2 separate regions of the Mus musculus genome follow, and region 2 is linked to region 1. Evidence: chromatin loops called from intact Hi-C (ENCODE). Cell type or tissue: left cerebral cortex. All regions are shown on one strand.

What was found. Peaks named below come from ENCODE experiments on the same cell type or tissue, not always from the same donor. Only the 100,000 strongest peaks of a DNase experiment are listed, where the experiment ranks them.
Region 2: it touches region 1 in a loop (4-fold over the local background); 5 of 42 quality-filtered maps call a loop at or near these places.

The regions. Positions count from the first base shown.
Region 1 is chr4:96,677,223-96,685,222 of GRCm38, reverse strand. No RefSeq gene overlaps it. Among named protein-coding and RNA genes, the nearest start is that of Cyp2j5, 17 kb to the right of the region's middle. In left cerebral cortex, CTCF peaks have their summits at 1,531 (motif pointing right) and 4,756; DNase peaks (open chromatin) are centred at 1,585 and 4,793.
Region 2 is chr4:96,587,926-96,595,925 of GRCm38, reverse strand. Cyp2j9 (cytochrome P450, family 2, subfamily j, polypeptide 9) reads left to right here and starts at 4,441. Exons shown (of 9, transcript NM_028979.2): 1 at 4,441-4,790. The coding sequence starts at 4,581. In left cerebral cortex, CTCF peaks have their summits at 4,018 and 4,596; DNase peaks (open chromatin) are centred at 4,055 and 4,279; H3K4me3 peaks cover 1,803 bases; H3K27ac peaks cover 2,147 bases.

The DNA of each region.
Region 1 (8,000 bases):
GATGTAGTGGTATGCACCTGTAAACCCAGCATTGGAAGGATGGAGACAGGCGAGTTCCTGGGCCTTACTGGGAGCTAGTCAGGCAAATAGATCAGTGGCAGTTCCTATTTCAAAATATTAGGTGGAAAGTGATAACATAACTTCCACAAAGTCACCCACACACCTAAACACGTACACAATATACACTAAGCATAATAATAGTAATAATAATAATACAGCAATCATTGAAATGAGGCACCCAAACAAGCTAAAAGTAGAAGAATGTTGACCTAAAAATCTCAAAAGTGCAAAAATAACTCTCCTCTCATTGAAAATATGACAATATAAGGTCTACTTTAGATTCTGCATAAGATATGTAAGTATTGTTTGTGCAGTCTGTACCATACATGGCTTATGAATATGTACTATTGTCATCTAAATAAACCTGTGTTATAGGTGCATAGAATTCAGCCATCTGAAGTAACTCTAGCAGGAGACAGACATCCCAAGCCTAGTGAATTTGTTTGGAAATCCCATTCTAACTCCTACTGGGTAGCTGATTGAAGAAGTAAAAACTTAATTGGAAATCCATCAATGGGCTACTTAAGTGCCTCAAGTTGTAAACAGGAGCTGGAGCAAGTTGTTTTTAATAGCATAAAGTTCTTAGTTTAAATTGAAAGTAATAACATTTTAGGCTATGGGTGCTAGTACTTGGAGATAATCCCAACACCTGGGAGGTGGAAGTTCAAGTTTTGAGAATTCAATATCAGTTTTGGCTACATGGAAATTTCAGCATTAGATGAAACCTTGAATGAGACTATATCTGTCTATCTATCTATCTATCTATCTATCTATCTATCTATCTATCTATATGCATGTACATGTTATAAATATACATATGTACATTTACATGGGCTGGGGATGTACCTCAGTGGTAAAAATGGATGAGTGCTTGCTTAGCATGCACAAGGCCTTACATTCAATCACCACCACTCTCCTCCAAAAAGAATATTTTAAATCACAAAGTGTACTCCGTTTCTTGAGATCCTAGGCTTTGGGAGATACAAAAGCCAAACCAAACACTGTCTGACTCTCACATAGTGGACTGTCAGTGTCTACAAATGTTTTACCTGAGCTTCCCAGATAGAGATAGGCTGCAATCGATGTGGTGGCATAATGTGTTGACACCACAAGTCCATATAATTAGAACTTCGGTGAGCAGGAAACAGATGGCTTTAGTTGGAAGTCAGGAAGGAAGGCAGGAAGGGAGGGAGGGAGGAAGGAAGGAAGGAAGGAAGGAAGGAAGGAAGGAAGGAAGGAAGGAAGCATTCGACTCAGATCACAAAGAGCTGGGAATGCTGTGTTAGCTAACGAGTCCTTGCCTTTTCCTGAAGTCACTTCAAATCACTTGTTTTTCAATAAATACACTGGTATGGGCAGAGTTTTGCCCACCACTTATGTGTGAAGCATAGTGTTTGGAAGAAAACAGGAAAAGCTCATTTCCAGCATCTAAGGAATATGGCTTGTTTTGTAGTTTCACATTATGACCACAAGAGGGTATTATAATACAAAGCTGTCCTATCTCATATGTGCTGGCAACCAAATTTCCAGTGAATTTTCCAAATCACTGCTCTTGGGTGCTGTTCGGTGTTGTCTGAATGCACTTTTAGAAACAATAATAATACTTTTAGAGTTTTTATTATGACTTGATATTCTCCAGGTTGAATTCCAATGTGTTCTTCTAGTTTTCAACTTCACAGATAATTCACACTGAGGCTGTTGCCCAAGGCTCAGCAGCAGCCACTGACATTCGTTCTAAAGAATTGCTTTGCAGATATGAAAAATAATCCCTAAGGAGGAACGTGGCCAGAAGGAACACAGTTGTGAAATAAAAATAGCTAGATAGCATTGTGTCCAAATCCTGTCTTCGCCACTAAATGGTTAGATCACTTGGAAAAATGTTTGTCCCCCAGGTCTCAATTTGCCTGTGTCACCTTCTTTACACCAAATTCATTTCTAAAATTTATTTTAAAATGTTCCAGTGGTTGCCAGCTGTAGATAAAAACCACAGGTCTCCGACGGCATAGTTATAATTTTAAAGATTAAATTTTCATAGTTAGCAATAGTTTTGGGGCTAATGAGACTGTAACAAACACTTCTGCTAGTATAGATTATTCTATTTTTACCTTATGAACTCTAATCTTCTAAAATCTTTGATGCACTCTTTTGATTTTTGGGTATTTACTTCAGAGTATGAATATATTTTTTAAATCTATGGACTTAGTCAGCAAAAAACAACTCTTGAGTGTTTACTGTGTCTAATCACTAGCAATATCACCAAGACCCCAGCAGGCTGAAAATTGTCCTTGAGGAGTTAAGTTTCTAGTGGGAAGTAGAATAGATCCAGATGTGATCTGGGCTGCGTGAAACTGCTGAAAGGAGAGGGGTGAGGTTTGTGCAAGTGACTGAAGAAACCCAGTTGAGCTGGTTTTTGAGCAAAGCTTCTAAGGACATGTGTATAAAGCCACCTAGCTACTGAGGCTGCAAGTGGGGAAGGAATTATGAGACTGGCATATGCCTGCTGCCTCACTGAGGGAGAATGACTACAGGAGAATTAACAGGATGTAGTGATTACAAAGGTCTGGGGGATTACAAAGCCCAAATCATAGGGGCCATTCTGGATATGGTGAAACCTTTAGGAGAAACTGGTAGACAGCTGTTTGAATAGCTCTCTGATACAATCTGATTTTGTTTATAATGAGGTACTCCAGGAAGAATAGGCATGAATGTCCACAGGATAAGCACAGGAAGAGCTGAGGGCTTTAGCAGCGGAGATGGTGTGAAGAGGCTGGAAGATCAATCTATTTTGAGGTTAGATTCAGTTGTATTTGGTAATTCACATTTAAGTTTAGGAACTAAGCAACACACATCAGACGTTTCAGCCCCAGGATCAGAGGAATGGAGTTCTCACCCCTGAAAAGAAAACCTGAGAGGGAAGCAGACTGGATAGTTAACTCACCAAGATACTCTGAGAACTTCCTACTTGCTAGGCTACAGGATGCCTAAGGGGATAATGAAAATCACAATTAAAGAATGCTTAGAAAACTTAACCTGGTGCTACACACCAGTAATCCCAACAGTTAAGAGGCTAAGACAAGAGAATAGCCACAAGTTTGAAGTTAGTCTAGTCTATACAGCAAGTTCCAGGCCAGTTAGTGCTACATAGAAAGATTGTCTTAAAAGCAAACAAAAGAATTGCCAGAAAATATCTAAAACAAATCAGAGTGGAGTGAGATACCTAACATTAAAATTTATTAACACAAATAACTACATTTCTGTAATTTCAATATCAATAGTAATATTAAAACCAATGAAAATTCCCCATAACTAGTGATAGATAGGTTGGTGATTGATAGACAGACAGCTGGACAGATGATCAATAGATAGATAAATAGATAGATAGATAGATAGATAGATAGATAGATAGATAGATAGTAGATGATAGGCAGACAGATTGATAGAATGATAGGTAGGTAATAGATGATAGACAGATATGTGATAGCTATAGATGATAGATGTGTGTGTGTGAGATAAATAGGTAGAAAACAGAGAGAGAAACTTTACTTTTGTGAGAAATAGCAACTAATGTGCTTTTTAAGAGGTATGGCTTCAGTCCAGATACAAGGACACAGTAAGCTCTAGAGCCCAAGGAATCTATCTCCTCCCTTTAACTGCAGTTAGCATTTCTGGATCCATAGTATTCAAATGTGAATTGTTGTTCCTGGTCAGAAAGACCTGTATGGCCACAAAACATCTAGAGGTCAGCAGTAGCACTTGTTTGTTGAATCTTGACTGATTTTTCTCAATATATTCAGGGTTATCTGATTTTCATGTCTGTTATTAGTTGATTATGAGCTTTCTCCAATGTACACATAAATTTGAAAAGAGCCAGGACATTTGTTCAGGACCCTGTTGCCTATATAGACAAGCAAACAGGAGTAAGACAGCCTCACCCTTAATAAAGGCTCAATAAACATCTGTGAGAGAGGAAGAAAACATGCTTATCAGCTATAATAAACCTATTTATGCTCTTGCCACTTACACTGAACTATGGCCAAGTAAAAATAGCCTACACACCTTATCACAGGGCCTAAGTCACAGTAATAGTTGCTTCAACAATCCATTTATTGAGCTAACTTGTTATGGTCTTTAACATCCTAACTTTATGTGGAACAACACAGAGGTAAAATACAAAATACCAAAGCCTGCTTCCAGTTTTTCTAATCTGTCTGCTATATTCCTTTTCCACAGTTCTTATCATCTGTCAGCTGGGATATGTGTGCTTAACAACATATGTATGTTCATATAAGTATAAATGTGTGTATTCATAGTATTCTTGTGTGTGTATATATGTGTTTGTGTGTACAAACATATGTGTATATACAATTTTCATATTTCATTCTACATATAAAACATGCTATATGTGTTAGCATGAATTTAAATATAAATATAGATATATAGACATATTTTTGACCCTTTAGTCTCTTTCTTCATTCATATGTTAACAGCTCCCCAGTTTTATTGAGAGGCTACATATTTTCCACTGTGAAACTTCTTGATGAGTTTATAATCAAGCCATCTGTGATGGGTTGTTCTAATGCTCCACTGCACACAGTTTATGATGACCTTGGAAGAGAATCTCAATGAAGGATTTATAAATTAGTTTGGCCTAAGGGATGTCTGTAAGAGAGGATCTTGATTATGTTAATTGCAGAGGGAACATCTGATCCTCTGGGTGGCGCCATTCCCTGGGAAAGAGACTTTGCTGTGGAAAACAGGAGCAGAGCAGTTGCTGCCAGCATGCATGGTGTAATTCACTGCCCTCTGTGGATGTACCAAATTAAGTTGCTTCAAGTTCCTGCTACCTTGACTTTCCAAAGATGATTGACTGTACCATGAAACTGTGAGCCAAATAAGCCAGTTCTTCTATAATTTGCTTTTGTCCAGATATTTTATCACACAACTAAGACATTGCCTAAGTCTCCTAGCAGAGGAGCAAACACATGACCTAAACTTTATGTCAGACCCTGATACCTAGAAATATTTTCTACCTTGGATGTCCAGTAGCTACACTGGGCTGCGACTCAGGGAAACAATTCTTACTATGCCTTCTCACCCTAAACACGATCACTACTGTCTTAGCACTCTTCCAAGCACTGCAGCAACCTACTTGCCTTTACCATTCCTTACTACCTATACTCACGGGGAACTTTGCTCTCCCTTGTTCCTTGGTTCAAATTTAAATTAATTCCTTCCTGTAGACCCTATCAGCATTCCCTTCTAGCTAATCCCCATTTGCTTTTATCAGCCTCCAATACCTAGAAACACTATCTACCTGATGCTTCCAGTGGTCATATCATGCTGGGAATATGATTGTGGCTCTCCTTCCTGTCTTCCATATGACTTCCCCTGTCTAACTCTGAGTCCTGGAGCATCAGTTTAAAGGATTGTGCACTCTCATTTCAATTCCATTCACTAGAGACTTCAACTCTTGATATGGATACAGGTCCCCTGTAAAACTTTTATTCCAGTGTCTCCAAACATTTTCTTTGTCTCATGATACCCTACGTTCAGGAGTGCCTCTTCCAAACATATCTCCTTACACCCTAAGGCCCTAGCCTCTTGGTGTAAACAGTATCACCTCACCTCTTTCTTTCAACCTGACTAAGCCTTTCCTCCTAGTTCATCTCTATTACTCTCTGCTACCCATCAACCTGCAAAGCTCTCTCTACCAGGGAACTAACAGCTCCCACGCTTTACTAAGATGCAAAGAGGGTGACAAAAAACAAGAATGGAGCACCCATGACAAGAAAGGCCAGACCAGGTATCAATCCAAAGAATCATATATAGCTGACACACAAAACAAAGACCTCAAAATGCTTATTATGAATACAGTAAAGAATCTTTGAAAAGATATGATTAGATCACTTAATGAAGTCTGTGAAAACCCAACAGTTATATGAAACAAGGGAAACAATTTAAGAAACAAAAGTGGAATTTACCAAATAGAATCGATAAAACACACACACACACACACACACACACACACACAGACACACACACACACACACACAATGGATATCTGTAGCATGTAATTATTAAAAAAAGAATCCACACTATTTCTGGCTAGGCACCAGGTTTGAAAATGGAAGAGGGAACACAGGAGAAATGAATGCCCTGGTCTTTAGACTGTGAGAGGCAGGAGCAATATAGCAGGCAATGTGTAGACCAGAACTGTTAGATATGATAGCAGAATCCACCACCAAAAGGTTTCTAACATAGAATAGTCATGAGTTTAGGATGATAGATTCCATGTCCAGAGGTTGTGTTATCTGTTGATTCTAAACTAAGGTTGTCTATTGTTTATTGTTATTGAGCCAGCAGTCTCGTTCCATTCTCAGTCCAGCACATAGCCTGAGAGCACATGTTTTCCCTAGCCATTGCCTCTACCACCAGCACTGGCTCTGCCTCTCCAGAGCTCCAAAATCACTCTCTTAGTCCTCTTGGCTAGCTGCTGCCAAACTGCACGCCAAAATTGCTGCTTCTAGCAGAGGGCACACTCTAGTCAACCTATGCTCCCCTGCGGTTACCTTTCCTCTGGAGCTCAGTTGAGTTGCTCAGTTGAGTCACTCAGTTGAGTCATGCAAAATGGAAAACAATAGACAACCTCCAAACTTTGTCTCTATAACTCCTTCCATGGGTGTTTTGTTCCCAATTCTAAGAAGGGGCAAAGTGTCCACACTTTGGTCTTCGTTCTTCTTGAGTTTCATGTGTTTAACAAAGTTTTCAGGCCCAGGAACCTCTGTAAATACCTTGGTTGTTTATTATTTTGTGCCTTCAGCCTTGAAAGGAGAGGAAAGATGAGGTAAACTGGAGTGATCAGTAAGAGTGTCAGTGTTAGACAATTATTTCTTAAAGACTTTGCAACTGAGTAAAATTCTGACTCAAAGTTTAAAGTATAAATATGTCAGCTCTGACTTTTAGGTATTTTTATAACTAGTTAAAACCAAGTCAAGCTTGAGAGTTTACATGTGAGAGGCTTTTCTCTAGTTCCTTCATTGGGGACCCTGTTCTCAGTCCAATGGATGGTTGTGAGTATCCACTTCTGTATTTGTCAGGCACTGGCAAAGCCTCTCAGGAGACAGCTATATCAGGCTCCAGGCCTGGGTTTGGTGATTATATATGGGATGGATCCCCAGGTGGGGCAATCTCCAGATGGTTATTTCTTGAGTCTCTGCTCCACATATTTTAACTCCTTCCATGGGTATTTTGTTCACCCTTCTAAGAAGGATTGAAGTACCCACACTTTCGTCTTCCTTCTTCTTGAGTTTCATGTGGTTTGTGAATTGTATCTTGTGTATTCCAAGCTTCTGGGCTAATATCCACTTATCAGTGAGAGCATATCATGTGTGTTCTTTGTCATTGGGTTATCTCAGTCAGGATCATATCCTTCAGATTCATCCATTTGCCTAAGAATTTCATAAATTCACTGTTTTTAAACTGGTTCGTTCTTATTTTTGGTACATTTTTTTTTTACCAAATATTAAATACTTCCAGATTACCCCTGTTTGGTTTTGTAAGCAGGGTATGAGATAAGCCAAACCTAAGGTTTGGTCTGTTGCTATGTATTATAATGCTACGTTCTATAGCTGAATGTCTAGGCCTATGAATTCATTCTCACATTTATAAACTTTTGTTGTGAAATCATTGTTCCTTGATTGAAAACTATTGGTTAAATAAAATTGGCTACAGCCAATTACTGGAGGGGTTAAAAGCTGGTGGGTTTTTAATTACCTGGATGGAGGTAGAGAAGAGTAAAAAGTGATGAAAGGAACCTGGAAAATGGGATAACACTTGAAATGTAAATAAAGGAAACATCCACAGCAGCCTTAAGCACATACACACATTGTATTCTCTCTTCCCTTTTCTCACTCCAACTCTTTGCCCTAAGAAAATAGATG
Region 2 (8,000 bases), 89 kb after region 1:
GAAACCCTTCAACAATATCCAACAATTCTTCATGTTTAAAGTCTTAAACAGATTGGGGATACAAGAGAAACACCAAAGCATAGTAACAGCAGTTTACACCAAGTCCATAACCAATTCCAAGTAAATGGAAAGAAACTCAACAACATTAAAAATAAAAACCCAGTATGCCTCCTATATACAAATGACAAGTGTACTGTGAAAGAAATCAAGGAAGCAGCACCTTTGATAATAGCCTCAAATAATATAAAATATCTTGTGGTAATTCTACCTAAGAAAGTAAAAGGCATGTATGATAAGAACTTCTAATATTTGAAGAAAAACTTGATGATATCAAAAGACAGAAGGATCTCCCAATCTTGAGTATCAGTAGGTTTAGTATTATAAAAATGTCCATCCTACGAAAAGCCATGTAGAGATTGAATGCAATTTCCATCAAAATTACAAAACAATTCTTTATGGACCCTAAAAAGATAATTTTCAACTGCATACAGAAGAACAAAAAATCCAAGATATTTACAACAATCCAGAACAATAAAAATATTGCCATGTCTCACCATTCCTAATTATAAGTTGTACTGCAGAGCTTCAGCAATAAAAAATGCATGGTATTAGTATAAAAATAGACATGCTGATCAATAAAATCAAATAAAAGACCTAGACATTAATTTACACACATAATGGACACATGTCTTTTGGCAAAGAGCCAGAAATATACACTGCAGAAGGGAAGCATCTACAACAAATTGTGCTGGTCAACCTTGATGTCTGCTTGTAGACAAATGCAAATAGATTCACACTTACAACCCTGCATAAAACTCAAGACCAAGTGGATCAAAGATCTCTATGTAAAACCAGATACGCTGTACCTGATAGCAGAGAAAGTGGGGAATAGCCTTAAATGCATTGGCATAGGAGATTATACAATGAACAGAATACTGAGAGCACAAGAACTAAGATCAGCCATTGATAAATAGTGCCTCTTGAAATTGCAAAGCTTCTGAAAGACAAAGGATGATGTCAATAGTCCAATGTAGCAGACTACAGAATGGAAAAAGATATTTATCAACTCCACATCTGACAAAGGACTAATATCCAAAATATTTAAAGAACTAAAGAAACTAGCTATCAAAACAAACAAATGAACAAACAAAAACAAAACCCAAATAATTCAATTGAAAAATTGGGTGCAGATATACAGAATTCTTAATGGAAGAATATCAAATGATTGAGAACCACTTAAAGAAGTGTTCTACATCCTCAGGCATCAAGAAAATGCAAATCAAAACTACGTTGCAACTTCATCTTATACTTGTCACAATCAACAACATGTGCAACAGCTCATGCTGATAAGAATGTGGAACAAGGGGAACATTCCTCCATTTCTCAACAGAGTACATACTTGTAATGTCACTATGGGAATCAAATTTCCACAGAAATCAATATTTCTGGTTCTTCAGAAAGTTGAGGATCCATCTACCTCAAGACCTAGCTACAGCACTCTCGCACACATACCCAAAGGACACTTCATCCTACCACAAGGATACTTGTTTTTGTTCATTATAGTTCTATTAATAATAGCCAGAAACTGGAAACAACCTAGATATCACTCAACAACAATAACAAAAACAACAACAGCAATAAAAACAAAAACAAATAAAGAAAGTGTGGTATATTTACACAATGCTATAATTACTCATTTTAAAAAAGACACCATGAAGTGTGTAGGAAATGGATGGAACTAGAAAAAAAAAACAATCATATATGAGTTAACCCAGACCCAGAAAGATAAATATGATATGTATTCACTTATTAGCAAGCTACAATCTATAGACTCAGGGAAATTAGGTAAGGAAGAGGAAAATAGAATAAATTTTACAGCAGACTGGAGTAGGTGGGAACAGAAGTGGGGATATCATCAGGCAAAGGGACAATTTGGTGGAAGGAGCAACTGTAGAAAAATAGAATTGGGGACATTTGAAGGGCAACATGGAAACCTAGTACAGTGACAACTTTCTGGAATCGATGAAGGTGATCCTAATAAAGACTCAGAGTTATGGGGGATACAGACTTTAAACTGACCAAGATTTCCAGCAGTGGGACTGCATTGCATCCAGTTGAGTTGTTGGACAAAGAGGTTCCATTGAAATCCCCAAATAACCTAGTCAGATGGGTTGCTCTCAGCAAACTGAAAGTGGAGCCCCATTGCCTAGGGCAGCATCCACACAACTCATTGAATATGGAGAAGTCAATCAGGTACCTACATGAAGCCTTTTCCATTATGTTCTAGTCTCTGTGTTGCAGAAAGGTACTCTTCAGGCTATCAAAAAACTTGAATACCAACCCACCTAGAAAATATTTGCCCTACAGTCTGTTCTTGTAAGATATGGTACAACAATGGAGCACTTGTGGTAACAGAGAGGTAATATCTGCTTTGGCTTAAGACCCACTCCACAAGAAGTAACCCATATCCAACACTGCTTGGACAACCCAGCACCAGAGACTAGATAGCCTGGAAACCAGAGTCTGAAAAGATGTTCTGTTAAATGACTCCTAATAATGTTTTGCTATACTTATAGATCAGTGCTTTATACAGTGATCATTAGAGAGGCTTCCTCTGGCAGCAGATGGGAACAGATGCAGAGGCACACAGCCAGACCTTATGTGGACCGAGTCTAAATGAAATGTCTCCATCAAATCCCTACCCTCAGAACTTAGGGACTCCTGTAAATGAGGAGGCAAAAGAGGGAAAGAGCCAGAGGAAATGGTGAACACCAGGAGAGCAAGGACCTCTCTGAATCCCCTAAGATAAGTACCTAAGAGCGAGCAGAGATTCTGCAGCAGCAAGCCCGGGGCTTCCATGGGTCTGGGTTAGGGCCTCTGGACATGGATTTCAGCTATTAGCTTTGTATTTTTTATGGGACTCTTGAGTGAAAGAATGAGTGGGTCTCTGGCTCTTGTGTCTGCTTTGGGGACTCTTTTCCTACTGTTGGGTTGCAGTGTTCAACTTTGATACCGTAGGTTTTGTCTTGTTTTGTTATCTCTTAGAAACCTGTTCTTTCCTGAGAGACAAAGAGTAGATTCACAGGGAAGGGCCTGTTGGGAGAAACTGAGAAGAAGAGAGGAAGGAGAAATTATCATCTGGGCATAGTGTATGAGAAAATAATCTGTTTTCAACAAAAGAAAAAAATCAAAAGAGGATTGAAAGAATACAAACAAGCTAAGCTTTGTTAAGTTTCTCTTCTTATTCCTCTGTCTCCCTCTTAAGATCTTGGAGAGTTAGAAACTTCAATTTATCTTTTTTAATCAATAAAAAGTTTGTAAGCAGACTGTATATCTATATGTTTAGTGCCTATGCATGTCTAGCCTGATATGTGGCTTAAGGGTCTCCTATATGTGGCACAGGGTGGAAAGTTCCATGCTGGAGACCAAATGTGCTTGGAGATTCTCATGGAAGAGCCGAGAGAGAACAAGCTGGAGATCTTTATGGAAAATGAAACAAACCAGATGCAGAAAGGCGAAGACAGCTTGTTTTCTGCGGTACTAGCCTAGATTAAACTGTGTTTGAGTAAATGGGGTCAGGGTCTGGGACTAGAAATGGAACCATGGAAGGAAAGGAGCAAATCTTTAGGAAGGTACACTGCCAAAATGCAGAAGGGGATAATCTGGGGAAGAGCAGGACCTACAACAGTAGTGTAGGGAATGAGTGGAAAGTGCCAAATATATGCATAAATATTTGTGAAAAAACATGGACATGAAAGTGCCCGTTAATCAAATTCACTAAATTATATACTAACCCTAAAAGTTAATAGGGAGGGAGGGAGAGTGCAAAGTGATGATGGAAAGGCTTCTTAGCATGGTCAAGGGCTGCGGTGTTCAGTTCTCTAACACTACAAAAGGGGGTAGGGGAGAATCAAGACCAGGGTGTTCTTTCTGTGAAGAATCTGTGGATTCACTTAATTCACTGTGAATAGCACTCAAAGCTGGTGAGCTCTTATAAAGAGGCCAGAGCGCTCCCTGGCGTGCAGCCCAGAAACATGGGCTGATACTGTTCCTGTTTCAGAAAATTGCAATCAGTGGTGAAAGGTTGTTTATAAAACGGGAGATCAGATGCACATGATACTCTCTGGGTTGCATGCAAATCACAAGCCTAGAACCAGAGAAATACTTTGTTTATGAGCAAGGTTCTTAGCTAGTCCATACATGCTCAAGTGGCTTCCCCACCCCCAAAGGAATAGTCTCCAAAGGCTAAGACTTGGAACTTGGAGAGGGGCGTGACGGAGAGTCTTGAGGCGGGGCCAAGGGGATGTTTGGGTCCTTAGGAAGACTGGGTAAAAGTGAAAGAGCTCTGGAGACAAAGCTCTGTTAAGACTTAGGGAAGCAGATAAACAAGGCGGGCCAAAGTTGCTGAAGTGAATAGAGCAGGGAGGAGGAGTCTGCAGGCGACAGATTGGAGGGGCCCTGTAGCGATTTGGGGGTTTAAACCACAGGCCTGGTTCATTCTGGGAACTACAGGCAGTGTCCTTGGGGAACTGCCTCAGTTCAGATTCTCATTCCTCCAAGAGCCTGCTCTGATATCAGCCATGCTTGCGGCAGCCGGCTCCCTAGTGGCTGCCATTTGGGCTGCGCTCCATCTCCGGATTTTGCTGCTGTCTGCTGTCACCTTTCTGTTCCTGGCTGATTTCCTCAAAAACCGTCGCCCCAAGAACTACCCGCCAGGGCCAATGCGCCTTCCTTTCGTGGGTTGCTTGTTCCATTTGGACCCCAAGCAGCCCCACCTATCCCTTCAGCAGGTAGGAAGAGGCAACACTGCCTGGCTGCATCCTGAAACTGTATATTGCCATCAGGAACTCGAGGATGTAGCCGAAGGCTGTTGCTGACAGCCCACTAACCCAGAGATAAGGTCTTACAGGTTACAAACAGTTGTAGATTTTCTTGATATCTGTCGATGAAAGATTCCCAGAGTGATTTTATGGCCAGAAAACTTACTGTCTCTGATTTTAAAGTCTTTTAAGTATGTCAAGGTAGATTTGATGACGTAATAATTTATCCTCATAAACACGTTATGTTGGAGTAAGAAATAGGATGTCCCAGATGTTGGTTACACTACCTATCCAGTTTTGTTTTGTTTTGTTTTGAAAGTGTGTTCTCCTCTTGACCTGTGTACATATCAGTTCTCTGATTTGTCTTATTGAGCCTAGTTTGGTCCTTTTGCATCTTTGATGACTGCTCACCTACTGACTTTATCTAATCCAGAGAAAGATGCACTGAAGTTTCCAGCTCCACTAAAAGTCTGCCTGTTTTCCCACTGAGTTGTTGTAGCTCTCCCGCTTGTCCTGGAAAAATGGTTATGAGTACATAGTACCTGTATAGGACTGGAAGGTCTTTCTGCTCTATGACCCTCTTCCCACGTGATATTTCTTATCTACAGTAATTTTCTCTGTTTAGATAGTGAATACTCTGCCATGTGTGACCATCCCTGTCACTTTCCAGTATTTGTGAAGATTGGCTATGTCTGATTATTTATTGCTAATTTGAGGATTTAAACCCATATTTTTCCTTCTGTTCTCCCACCCATTTTTTTTTTAAATTCTGAGTTCTCTGTGTGTTTTTTAGACACTTTCCAAATACTTGCCTCTCTATTCCTCTTTGCTCTTTTCTTATATCTCCTGGATATCCTTGTATCATCCTCCCAGCAGCTGCTCAGTGTTTGTTATTCATTGCTCACATTCGACTGACTTTGTTAACACTATTTTTTCAGGGGAAGCAAAACAACTACAAAACTAGAGGACCCTATCCTCTCTCTATGGCCCAGCTGCCTAAGGTGTTTCCTCCACACACACTAAGAACTACACCAGACACTAACCTGCTCTTCAGTGTCCTGTGCAGCTGGAACTTAAAGGCGGAAAAGCCTCTTGTCTTTGCTCCTTACTCCTCTCCCATAGATTCATTGTTGTTTTGGTTTGTTTTGTTTTTGTTGTTGTTGTTGTTTGTTTTGGGTTTTTCGGTTTTTTTTTTTTTGACATTTCATGTTCAATTTTTTTTTTCTGACTTTCAGTACTTACTTTCCCTGTTTCTTCAGAGGTGGCTTTGGCAGAAGGAAATTTCTTAGCTTTACCCCACCTCAGAATGCCCCCCACTAATTCCCACACTGTCTTTCTCCTGATTGTGGACACTTGCTTGTCAATCTGCTGCTCTTAACAGATTTAGATGTCTCCCACTTAACTCTAGACTTTGTAGTTTCTGATGAGAAATAATTTCCAATTTCTTTCTAAGTGACATCCTCCCCCACCACCACCACCGGCCATCTACTTTCAATTGGTTTTGTTTGTTTTAACTTTCAATTTGATTATGATGTTTATTTGGTTTTTGATTCCTTTGCAGATTTTATGCACCTTTTACATAGATTTTTTTATGTTGCCAAATTGAGAAGTTTTAGCTATTCTTCACACATTTCATTGTCTATATCCCTCTCCACACAAATACGCACACATACTATTTTTCTGGAAAAGTTATTGCCTATATCTGCCTCCTGTTTTTCTGGGGCAACTGGATGTTGATGAATATTTTTATTTCATATACATATATATATATATACATATACATATATATAATCAATACTAATTAAAGAAGAAGAGGTCATGAATTTTAGAAAGAGGAATTAGGGATGACCCTGAAGGGGTTGGAAGGTAAAGAGAGAGGGGTGAAATTATTTCAATACATATTTGTGTATGAGATTCTAAAAATCAAAAATTTATATTTAAAAAATAAAACAAATTCAGATTATTAGCCCTTCTCCCCTCTGCTGATGGCAGGGTAAATTGGAACACTTTTTTCTCTCTTCTCTCTGTGTACCTCTGACACTTCTTAGGCTTAGGAACTTAAAGTCAGGGAAGTCTTTCAAGGTCACATTGCTTGGAATTTATGGCTCAATGCCGTGCCTCACTAATTCTAGGTGTCTTACTTTTGTTTATTTGGAACATTCACTCCTTGAATCTTGCAGCACTTGGGGAAAGAAGACATTATCTTTAGTACCTAGGTTTAGAACACTGGTTCTCAACCTTCCTTATGCCCTGATTCTATAACACAGTTTCTCATATTGTGGTGACCCCCAAGAATAACATTTTTTGGTTGCTATTTCATAATTGTTTTTGATGGGCTCAGGCAGCCACTATGAAAGGGGTCGTAGCTCACTGTCTTAGATTCTGTTTCTCCCTCAAGAATAAGCATACGATCCAGATGTGCACTCATTGCCAGTTAGGACCCCCTTAACTTAAACTAAAATTTCACTTATTCCTAGAACAGGCTTGTCAATATTATAAATGAGCCAATAAATCTTTTTTGAAAAGCTTAAAACACTCATGGACACATTCATGAAAACAGAGTTAAAAACTGATCTACATTTCTATGTGTACATTACTTACATCTAGAAGAAATGATAGTTACCGAATCTGTCCTTAGTAGAGACACTGGACAAGGCTTGTTAGAGGTGGAATGAACTTAAAACTGGACTTTTGGTTAAAAGTTAAAGAAAGGCTGCATATAGGCTCTATTGTAATTTGTATATAAGATTCCAAGATGAAACCAAAACATTACATTTATTTGAAATAGTTTATATAGGACTGGAGCTCTGTGACCAGTTCTATAGGGTGTGCATACACAAACATGATAAATGAGGATTGGACCCCTTCTGTTTGAAACCACTGTTGGAACTAGACATGACTCAGAAGAACAAGAGGCAGAAGTGGGGTCTTCAGAAACTCTTGAGTATACATGGGGAAGAAACGTTGATACTGCTCATACATAGTCATTCAGCTCAATTTTCACAGAGTGGCACATGCTGCATCATCATGGACATTCACTTCTTTGATTCTCTGGTTCCCTCTTCTTCTACCTGAACTCTCCATCTCTCACACTCATGCCTGCATCACTAAACTGTGAGGTCATTGTATATCTCAGGATCATGCCTTTTTCCTCACATCTTTCATAATGTTTGGGGATTC